2 separate regions of the Homo sapiens genome follow, and region 2 is linked to region 1. Evidence: read pairs that join two places in POLR2A ChIA-PET (ENCODE). Cell type or tissue: MCF 10A. All regions are shown on one strand. Each heading gives the region's core, and the rest is flanking DNA. Links, peaks and the distances in the headings are about the cores only. Region 1 has its middle 10 kb from the start of TTLL1-AS1. Region 2 overlaps PACSIN2 (protein kinase C and casein kinase substrate in neurons 2).

Region 1 (5,372 bases), core at 313-5,312:
CTGACTGCCACCCAAATAATTCCCTCCACGGTGGCCAGCCACATGCTCAGTGTTTTATACACGGCACCTCAGGTTTCCTCACAATCTCCCCACTTTGCAGTTAGGGAAACTGAGACTCAAAGAGGTAAAGGTTTTGTAGGTCTCGTGTGGCTGCAAAGCCACGCCCTCCTCACTCCCCTGAGCACTGGCCTTGGAGCCAGGCTGGATGTCAGCAGCGTGTTTCCAGGGCTTGCTCTGTGATGCCCTTGCCCATTGAGCCCCCATGCCCTCTCCGTCTCTGTGTTTCGGTTCCTGCAGCTTCCACCACCTGCCAGCATGCCCACTCTGGCAGACGGTGCTCCTTCCTGGAGATCCCTAAACACAGCACCCCTTTCTGAGGAGCACGGGCACCCCATGACCTGCTCTCTTTGTCAAACTGCAGTTAGGTAGCTTTTTTTTTTTTTTTTTTTTTTTTTGAGACGGAGTCTCCCTCTGTCGCCCAGGCTGGAGTTCAGTGGCGCGATCTCAGCTCACTGCAACCTCCGCCTCCCGGGTTCACGCCATTCTCCTGCCTCAGCCTCTCCGAGTAGCTGGGACTACAGGTGCCCGCCACCAGGCCCGGCTAATTTTTTTTTGTATTTTCAGTAGAGACGGGGTTTCACCGTGGTCTCGATCTCCTGACCTTGTGATCCGCCTGCCTCAGCCTCCCAAAGTGCTGGGATTACAAGGGTGAGCCACCATGCCCAGCCCCTTTTTTTTTTTTGAGATGGAGTCTCACTCTGTTGCCCAGGCTGGAGTGCAGTGGCACGATCTCGGCTCACTGCAAACTCCACCTTCCAAGTTCAAGTGATTCCCCTGCCTCGGCTCCCGAGTAGCTGTGATTACAGGCATGCACCATGGCACCCGGCTACTTTTTGTATTTTTAGTGGAGAGGGGATGTTTCACCATGTTGGCCAGGCTAGTCTCGAACTCCTGACCTCAAATGATCCGCCCACCTCGGCCTCCGGAAGTGCCGGGATTACAGGCGTGAGCGACCACACCCAGCCACCTCTTATTCTTTATATACTGTATTAGGGTGGTATCTTTACAATTGACGAGCCAATATTGATACATTATTATGAATTCAAGTCCACCGTTTACATTAGGGTTCATTGTTTGTGTTGTATAGTTTGTGAGTTTTGACCCACGCATAACTACATCATACATAGTTTAACTACCCTAAAAGTTCCCTGTGCCTCATGATTTCTCCTCTCCGTCTTCACTCCCAAGTCCCTGGCAACCACCGATCTTTTTACTGTCTCCGTAGTTTTGCCTTTTCCAAAATGTCACAGAGTTGGAATCATAGTATTCGTAGCTTTTCAGCTTGCTTCTTTCATTTGGTGATATGCATTTAAGTTTCCTCCATATGTTTTCTTTTCTTTTTGAGACTGAGTCTCGCTCTATCGCCCAGGCTGGAGTGCAGTGGCACCATCTCAACTCACTGCAACCTCCGCCTCCTGGGTTCAAGCAATTCTCCTGCCTCAGCCTCCTGAGTAGCTGGGATTACAGGCACCCACCACCACGCCCGGCCCATTTTTATACTTTTTGTAGAGACAGGTTTTCGCCATGTTGGCCAGGCTGGTCTCAAACTCCTGACCTCAGGTGATTCACCCACCTCGGCCTCCCAAAGTGCTGGGATTACAGGTGTGAACCACGGCGCCCGGCCTAATTTTTGTATTTTTAGTATGGGGTTTTACCATGTTGGCCAGGCTGGTCTCAAACCCCTGACCTCAAATGATTGGCCTGCCTCTGCCTCCCAAAGTGCTGGGATTACAGGTGTGAGCCACCACACCTGGCCTAGTTTTTGTATTTTTAGTAGAGATGGTGTTTTACCATGTTGGCCAGGCTGGTCTCGAACCCCTGGCCTCAAATGATCAGCTTGCCTCGCCCTCCCAAAGTGCCAGGATTACAGGCTTTAGCCACAGCACCCTGCCTCCTCCATGTCTTTTCACAGCTTGATAGTTCTTTTCTTTTTTTGAGACAGGGTCTTGCTCTATCACCCAGGCTGGAGTGCAGGGGTGCGATCTTGGCTCACTGCAGCCTGGAACCCCTGGACTAAAGCAATCCTCCCTCCCCAAGCCCCTCAAGTAGCTGGGACTACAGGCACGCACCGCCACATCGGGCTAATTTTTGTATTTTTTGTAGAGACAGAGTTTCACCATGTTGGGCAGGCTGGCCTATCCAGCCTGGGTGCTATCCAAAGCCTGAAATGTCAAGGGCAGGCAGAGGACAGTGGCAGGGGCTACATCAGAAGATGGCTGAAAGCCTCAGGGAAATGTTTTTTTTTTTTTGAGATGGAGTCTCGCTCTGTTGCCAGGCTAGTGGCACAATCTCGGCTCATTGCAGGCTCCGCCTCCCGGGTTCACGCCATTCTCCTGCCTCAGCCTCCCAAGTAGCTGGGATTACGGGCGCCCGCCACCACGCCCAGCTAATTTTGTTGTATTTTTAGTAGACACGGGGTTTCGCCGTGTTAGCCAGGATGATCTCGATCTCCTGACCTCGTGATTCGCCTGCCTTGGCCTCCCAAAGTGCTGGGATTACAGGCGTGAGCCACCGCGCCTGGTCAGAAATGTGTTTTAACTGGGTCTCAGGAATGAGCAGGAGTTCAGCAGGTGAGGGAATGGGGAGGGGACCCACATACCGGGAACAGGTATGGCATGAGCTGTGGCCCTGGGGCAAGATGGTGAGGAGCACGGGGATGCCTGAAGGTTCAGTGCCTGTAGCTGGGAAGGCCACTCCAGGCTGAGTGATGGGCCGGGCCAGGTATAGATTGGGGGCTGATACTCCAAAGACTCTCACGATGAAGGGATTCCTTGACAGCCGTTAGTCAAAATTTTCCAGCTGCCCTCCTGTCTCCTTTCTTTGCCAAAGCCTTTCTGCTTGGGCTCACTTGCCCAAATGTGCCAAATGTGAGACATGGCACCCTCCAGGCTGGAAGTGGATGTCCTGTCACCACGACACACCCCTGACCTTATGGCTGTGACTCAGCCTTCTTCCAGCCCAGGGTTCTGCTAGTCCCAAGCTCACCCTCCCTTGGCACTGGCCCATGTTCCAGCTCTACCAGCTGGGCTGTTCTCCACAAGCCGGCAGGTGGTGGGCAGGGTCTGAAAACTGCCTGCCCGGGGAACCATGGGAGGGGAGGGGCAGCACCCAACAGCAGGTATGCCTTCATGGCGGCTAACAATAGCAGGAAAGCAACCAGACCCAGGCACAGGTGCACAAGCTCAGCCACCTGGGAGGTAGGAATAGCCATTACTCTCATGTCACCATCTGTAAGGAAATAGACTCAGAGAGGTGAAGGAGCCAACCTGAGCTCACACAGCCAGTAGGTGGGCAGGGAGCGCCTCCACGGACTCCTAATTACAGAGCCCAGGCTTTTTAGCTGGAGGTGTCCAGCACCATTCTGCACACTGGGGCTACTGAGGGGACTGTGATGACAAGCTCCTGCCCAGGCTGGAGTGCAGTGGCGGGATCTCGGCTCACTGCAAGCTCCGCCTCCCGGGTTCACGCCATTCTCCTGCCTCAGCCTCCCAAGTAGCTGGGACTACAGGCGCCCGCCACTAAGCCCGGCTAATTTTTTTTGTATTTTTAGTAGAGACGGGGTTTCACCGTTTTAGCCGGGATGGTCTCGATCTCCTGACCTCGTGATCCGCCCGCCTTGGCCTCCCAAAGTGCTGGGATTACAGGCGTGAGCCACCGCGCCCGGCCGGGGGAGAAACATTCAACAAAGCAACAAGTGAGCAGAAATTCCTTCTCAGGGCCACGGAGCTTGGCCTGTCCTCGCCCTGGCTTCTCCATGCCGTTCAGTTCCCAGGCTGGTGCTGTCTTTCCTCCCTGCCCCTGAAGTGGCTCTTTCCCCATCCCAGAAGTCCCAGAGCAAAATCTGGGTCTCCCCTGAAAGCTGGGTCAGTGCAGCACATACCTTCAGCTGAGGGCACTCAGAGGCAGAAAGGACATCTTTTCCATGTGTCCCTTCTATGCACCCCTGGGGGAATCTGCCCTCTGCTTGAACTTGCCCTTGACAGGAGACTCATTACCTCACAAGATGGACCACTCTATACCCAGGCAACGCTAATGGAGACATCCCCTGGCCCCTAACACTCGGCTAAGCATGGTGGCTCATGCCTGTAATCTCAGCACGTTGGGAGGTTGAGGTGGGAGGATTCGCTTGAGTCCAGGAGTTCGAGATTAGCCCTTTTTTTTTTTTTTTTTTTTGAGACGGAGTTTCGCTCTTGTTGCCCAGGCTGGAATTCAATGGTGTGATCCTGGCTCACCACAACCTCTGCCTCCTGGGTTCAAGCGAGTCTCCTGCCTCAGCCTCCCGAGTAGCTGGGATACAGGCATGCAGCACCACGCCTGACTAGTTTTGTATTTTTAGTAGAGACGGGGTTTCTCCATCTTGGTCAGGCTCTTCTTGTACTCCTAACCTCAGGTGATCCACCTGCCTCGGCCCCCCAAAATGTTGGGATTATAGGCATGAGCCACCGCGCCCGGCCGAGATTAGCCTTTTTTTTTTTTTTTTTGAGATGGAGTCTTGCTCTGTCGCCCAGGCTGGAGTGCAGTGGCGCGATCTTGGCTTACTGCAAGCTCCGACTCCCGGGTTCACGCCATTCTCCTGCCTCAGCACCCCCAGCAGCTGGAACTACAGGCACACACCTCCACGCCCGGCTAATTTTTTCGTATTTTTAGTAGAGACGGGGTTTCATCATGTTAGCCAGGATGGTCTCTATCTCCTGACCTCGTGATCCGCCCACCTCGGCCTCCCAAAGTGCTAGGATTACAGGCGTCAGCCACCGTGCCCAGCAAGAGATTAGCCCATTTTTAACCCTTCCTATTGCCCTGACACCTCAACATGCCCACACACAGGCTGAGAGCACCCCACCCTGGCAGCCAGGCAGCCCCGTGGAATAAGCCTGGTCCCTGCTCCAGGTTCCCTTCCAGCCTTCCCCTGAGGGTCACCCAGTCACTTTGAAACACACCAGTGAGATCTGCTCACGTCTCTGGCTAGTGCCCCCCGCCCTGACCCCCCAGGAAAGGCACTTGCCTGTGGGTCCTCAGGCCCTCAAGCTCTCTTGGCCCCGAACCTGCTAGGTGGGCCTGCTCCCTGTGGGCTCCTCCCATCCAGCCCCCTACATGGGGGCTGGCCTTCCTCTCTGGGGCCCGTGAGTGTAATTGAGCCCTTCACCTACACCTGTCTGAGTGTGATTTCTGCGGCTGTGCTGGAAAGACCCCAAAAGGCCAAAGGGGCTTCCCTGTCTCCAGCACTCCCTCCCTCTGTGGAAACAGCGCCCCTCACCCATTCCTTCTGTGCTCTGCTCCTCACCTCGGCCCCCAGAAACACATGCACATCACGA
Region 2 (5,372 bases), core at 259-5,258, 64 kb before region 1:
ACAGCCCGTCACCAAAAAAGCAGAGAAGTCAACACATATTTCACTATATCCTGTGGTTGGCTTAGTTAAATCCACGGCACCATCACAGAAGATGAACACCAGAGTGCCACGCCCGCCACAGCTGGCAAGCACTCACTCCACTAAGACAGAAGCAGCGCCTGAGTTCTGGGGAAGCAAGTTTGAGACCAGCCTGGCCAACATGGTGAAACCCCGTCTGTACTAAAAAATACAAAAATTGTCTACCTGTTCCCTCCCCCAAGCCAGGATACCAGAAAACTTTTTTTTTTTTTGTCCCAGAGCCCCACTTAGGGCTGCTGGTTATGGGAGGGCTTTTTGTTTAAAAGACTCACTCTCTTCTTTTAAATCCAACAAACACAGGCTGCTCAATAAACATTTACACAGCACTTACTTTATTTCTGGCTAATCATGAAAATAGCTCTTTGGGGGTAAGCATTGTTATCTTCATTTCCCAGATGAGAGGTTATGCAACTTGCTAAGTGTCCCACAGCTGGCGCAAGGAGAGCCAGCCTGTAAGCCAGGCTACACAACACTGCCCCTCCAACTTGACTTCCCTCAACGGTCAGAACTGGGTCTTGGATAGTTTCTGCTTAATAAAAAGCTGAACTTGGAAAAGGAGAAGAGGCCCAAGGCAGAACTGGGGGTGGGGGGTGGAGGGTGAGGTCTGGGGTAGGGGGTGAGGGCCACATCCAGCACAGGGCAAGGGAAGGCCAGCCCAGCAGCCATTCACAGTCCAAGTCACAGGGCCACCCTCACATGCCCTCAGGCAAAGTGCAGCCTGGATGCCTGGGGTGGGTGGAGGCATTGTGAGTCCTGCCCCAAGTACCCAGTCACAAGAGCAAGGTGTGGGCGGGGGGGGGGGGCGGCGCAGAAAAAGAAAACTGACTTTGAACTGAATAGTAGTGGGACTAGGAAGTCATCAGACCAGATCTCCAGTGTGGCTAAAGACACCCTCTCCCTGCCCATGTCAGCCACATCTCACTAGTGGATTCCAGGCAGGAAACGTGGACTATGGCAGAAGACAAGACTGACTCAGGCAGCTCTCCTGTCCCTGGCAGTGATACAGCTGCCCGACCACTCTTTAGGTGATGCTGGGACAGAAACCGCTCAGGGAAGCTCACCTGCTGGCCTCTGGCATGCAGAGCCTAAGCTGGAATTCCAGTTCTGATCTGGCTTCTGTCATCAAAGACTGGAAACCATTGGACATTCATTCAACAAACATTAATGCCAGGCACAGTGCTTAGGGTCCCACAGTCAAAGCAGCCAAGGTCCCTGCCCCGGCCCACAATGTACAGGCTGAGCAGAAGTGCAAATAAATAAAATGAGGGACATCTCGTGCTGGTTCTCCAAGAGTGTGCAACCAGCCTACTCAAACCATGTGGATTAAGGCGGAAGAAAATTCAGAAACAGAGAGTCCACCAAGTTAACTAAAGACCAGCAGCGCCACCCATCAGCTCAGGCCCCCTGCAGAGGCGGCAAACAACACGCAGGGCAGCACTTCCCAGGGGGATTCTTTCGCCCAGCGGTCAGTGCAGCTCCAGCAGGCCAGTTCATCAGCCTAGCAGGACTCAAAGACAGGACAGGATCCAGCAAGGCTGCTGCTTCTATCTGAGGCCTTTTGTTATATGATTGTCGCATGGTAAAAATGACTGCTTGTACCACGTTTACCACGCTCATTTGAAACACTATAAGATAGGTACTCCTAGCCCTGTTTTACAGGGAAGGAAACCACCACAGAACATAAGCAATCTGCCCAAGGTCACCCAGCTAATAAGGGCAGAATGGGATTCAGTCAGGTCCACTTGATACAAAGTCCCTCCTCTCTCTACCACACCCGTGCCTCCCATGGAACGGGACCTGCTATGAAAATCAAGATATTTGGCAAAAGGTCGTGTCATTTGGAAACAATAAAATTTCTACAATTTTTTTTTCACCACTTCTCTACTGGTCTGTCATCGCTCTAATACTATACTGCCTTAAAAAAAAAACAGCTTTATTGAGATATAATTCACGTCACACAGTTCACCCATTTAAAGGGCACAATTCAATGTTATTTAGTATATTCACAGGTGTGTGCAACCATCACCACCGTCAAGGGTAGGACATTTTCATTACCTCAAAGAGAAACCCTGTACCCTTTAGCTATCATCCCTCTATTCCCAACCCTTTCCCCAGCCCGCGGCAGTCATTGTGTTTTACAAGGTGATTCTTGGCTGGGCACGGTGGCCCATGCCTGTAATCCCAGTACTTTGTGGGGCCAAGGTGCGCAGATCACTTGAGGTCAGGAGTTGGAGACCAGCCTGGCCAACATAGTGAAACCCTGTCTCCACTAAAAGTACAAAAATTAGCTGGGCATGGTGGCACATGCCTGTAATCTCAGCTACTCGAGAGGCTGAGGCAGGAGAATTGCTTGAACCCAGGAGGTGGAGGTTGCAGTGAGCCAAGATCGTGCCATTACACTCCAGCCTGGGCGACAGAGCGAGACTCCGTCTGGAAAAAAAAAAAAAAAAGGTGATTCTTAAAGTGATCATGGGCACACAATAATTGGGTTGTTAATAGAATACCACAGATTGCAGTTCTGCGCTCGCCTCAGTCTTTCCCTAGCAGGCTAAAACTAACAGCTGAGCCAGGACAGGGCAAGGGCAAGGCAGGAGACCTGAGTGGCAGGTGGCTGGCATAGGAGGTGGGGTACCTGGCAGCCTGGCACAGGGCAGGCTCTACAGTTCCTATGTACCTGGGTCCCTGAACTTTGCATGCCCCAAACACAGAGCCAGGTGATCCATCGGCAGCAGGGACGACAAAGTTAGACAAAAGACCAAAAGGAGCTGCTCTGACCACAAGCCTTTTCCATTAGGAATTTGTAACTCCCCATCTCCAGAAAGGCAAACACCGAGATCCTACAGGCTGGCCCAAGCCAGGGGTAACTAGAATAGTGTTGTTCTGAGAAGCCAAACTAGTCAAGGACTAGCAAGACCCATGGCTTGGATAAAAAGAAGATTCCCCCAAATCTGGTTCATTTATTTGCTAGTTCCCTCTGCCTTCCTCATATGCTGCTGAAAGATGGGGAGGGCATGCACACACTCCTGTAGCACCTAGGTTTGTCACACATCTCTATAGAGGACATCAAAACCCAACTGTGTGTGGCATCGGCGCACAGCTGAAAACCACTCGGCAATAAAAAGGAATGAGCTACTGACAGATGTGACATGGATCAATCACAAAAACATCATGCTGAGCAAAGCAGCCAGATGCAAAATAGCACCCACTGTGTGTGTCTATGTGGATGAAATTCGAAACCAAGCAAAACCAATCTACAGTGACAGATTAATGTTTGCCAGGGCCAGGGGGCAGGGTGGGGGACTGACTTCAAAGGGACACAAGGAAATTTTGGAGCAATGGAAATATTCTGTCTTGACTGAGTCATACAGGTGTTTCCACTTGTCAAAGCTCCTAAAAGGATGCATTCAATTGTATGTAAACTAATACCTCAATAAAGAGGAAGAAGGCGGGAGAAGGAGGGGAAAAGAAGGTGAGAAAACAGGAGAAAAGGAAGAAAAGCCCCCAGCAGAAGTCTAGTAACAGAGCTTCCTTCCTACCCAGCGTCTGCATCTGCAATACAGTGGTGACTGACATTAACCAAGAACCACAAAGTGCCTCAGATTCAAAAGATTAAAGTAAGTTCTGTGTCATTTTAGCCCAAGTGTATTTCTTGGGCCTCAATTCTTGGAATAACTGATCCTCTACCAATGACTTTGGTAGAGGATCCAAATGGTCCACTTTCTAACCAGGCTAGCTTGGGTTCTTCCCACTAGCACCGCGATGAAAGGCATGACAATGACAGTTCAGTGACCTGGAAGTGGCAGGTGTCAGCAATAGGTTTCAATGGCTGCTAGACAGTAAACCAGTAAAATTTAATATGATAATTTAAGGCATTAGTTTCTCTCTTCAAATAAGTAAATCTTAAATTCTAGAAACCTACTATAATCATAAATAAATAAATAATCATAAATAAATAAATAATCATAAATAAATTATGTGAAAATGTGATAGGTCAATCTTTTTCATATTTTTCTTTTGGCTGAGAACAGGGTAGTGGCTATTTGCAAATCCTACTTGTTAGCCTTTCATATGTTTCATGAACCAAGATGTAAATAGAGCCATCTTGGGCTGGGCGCGGTGGCTCACGCCTGTAATCCCAGCACTTTGGGAGGCTGAGGCAGGCGGATCACGAGGTCAAGAGATCGAGACCATCTTGGCCAAAATGGTGAAACCCCGTCTCTTTGAAAAATACAAAAATTAGCAGGGTGTGGTGGTGTGCACCTGTAGTCCCAGCTACTTGGGAGGCTGAGGCAGGAGAATTGCTTGAACCTGGGAGGCGGAGGTTGCAATGAGATCGTGCCCCTGCACTCCGGCCTGGCGACAGAGTGAGACTGCATCTAAAAAAAAAAAAAAGCCACTTGTCTTTACTCATCCAACACGTGTACATAAAAAGGAATAAACCAAGCCAAATGTCTAACATTCTCTATCAAAGAAGAAGGTCCCAGGACAAAGCAAAGCTAAGTATCAGTTCTATCTTTGGCAAAGGAGAAAATGTTAAAACCCTTTACATAAGCTTCTTTGCTTCTCTGGCACTTGTCCAAAGATTTTTTTAACAGTGAAGTGAGACTAATTAATGGAGACAGCCCAATTGAGGAAAAACTTGAAAGCACCAATGTGATAGAGGGAACATGTTAATTTTTTTCTTATGCATTTTATAGAATCCCCAAATGCCACAGAAGAAGCAACATCTAGATTTCTAGCACATCTCAGTTAAGATGTCACGCAGCCTCATGGTCCTGGCAACAGCTTGAGCCTTCTCTGGGCAACACATTAAAAATGGAAGATGATCCAAGAAAGATCTGAAATTCAAAAGGAATGTGAGCAAGGTTCCTGGTGAGTCTGTGGGTATTTTCAGGAATAAAGTCAGGGGCATGTTATGTTAATGTTTTATCGGTGTGATTTTTTTCCCCTCATTTATTTATAGTTTAATTCAGCCATCTGACAAATATTTTTCAGCACTGTCCAGGCTCTGGAAGTTACAAACTAAATAATTAACTTAAACGAACTTGTCCGTAAGCAGCTTCAAGTCTGGTAGGGTAGACGGACGAGTACCCAGAGGACCATGCAGGGTGACAGGTGCTCCGTAACAGAAACTAGGCAGGGAATGTGGAAGGTGGGGCTGGGACAGGGGGCCAGGAAGAGATGTGAGAAGATGCCCAGGAAGGCTGGACTCTGAGCTGAATCACGTAAACAAGGGCCGTGTCCTGCTGCACCTCTGGCTGTGGCCTCCCCTCTTTGGCTGGGGCTTCCTCCTC

What was found. ChIA-PET counts read pairs that join two places held together with the same protein. Peaks named below come from ENCODE experiments on the same cell type or tissue, not always from the same donor. Only the 100,000 strongest peaks of a DNase experiment are listed, where the experiment ranks them.
Region 2: POLR2A ChIA-PET joins it to region 1 with 6 read pairs; 11 of 35 experiments call an interaction of 5 or more read pairs at or near these places.

What each region holds. Positions count from the first base shown.
Region 1 is chr22:43,025,437-43,030,808 of GRCh38, forward strand. No RefSeq gene overlaps it. Among named protein-coding and RNA genes, the nearest start is that of TTLL1-AS1, 10 kb to the right of the region's middle. RefSeq lists an enhancer at 2,104-2,604. In MCF 10A, for the core only: no CTCF peak of the experiment used is centred there; a DNase peak (open chromatin) is centred at 3,025.
Region 2 is chr22:42,961,907-42,967,278 of GRCh38, forward strand. The region is part of intron 1 of PACSIN2 (protein kinase C and casein kinase substrate in neurons 2); the gene reads right to left. Among named protein-coding and RNA genes, the nearest start is that of PACSIN2, 51 kb to the right of the region's middle. RefSeq lists enhancers at 2,033-2,814, 2,815-3,594. In MCF 10A, for the core only: no CTCF peak of the experiment used is centred there; no DNase peak of the experiment used is centred there.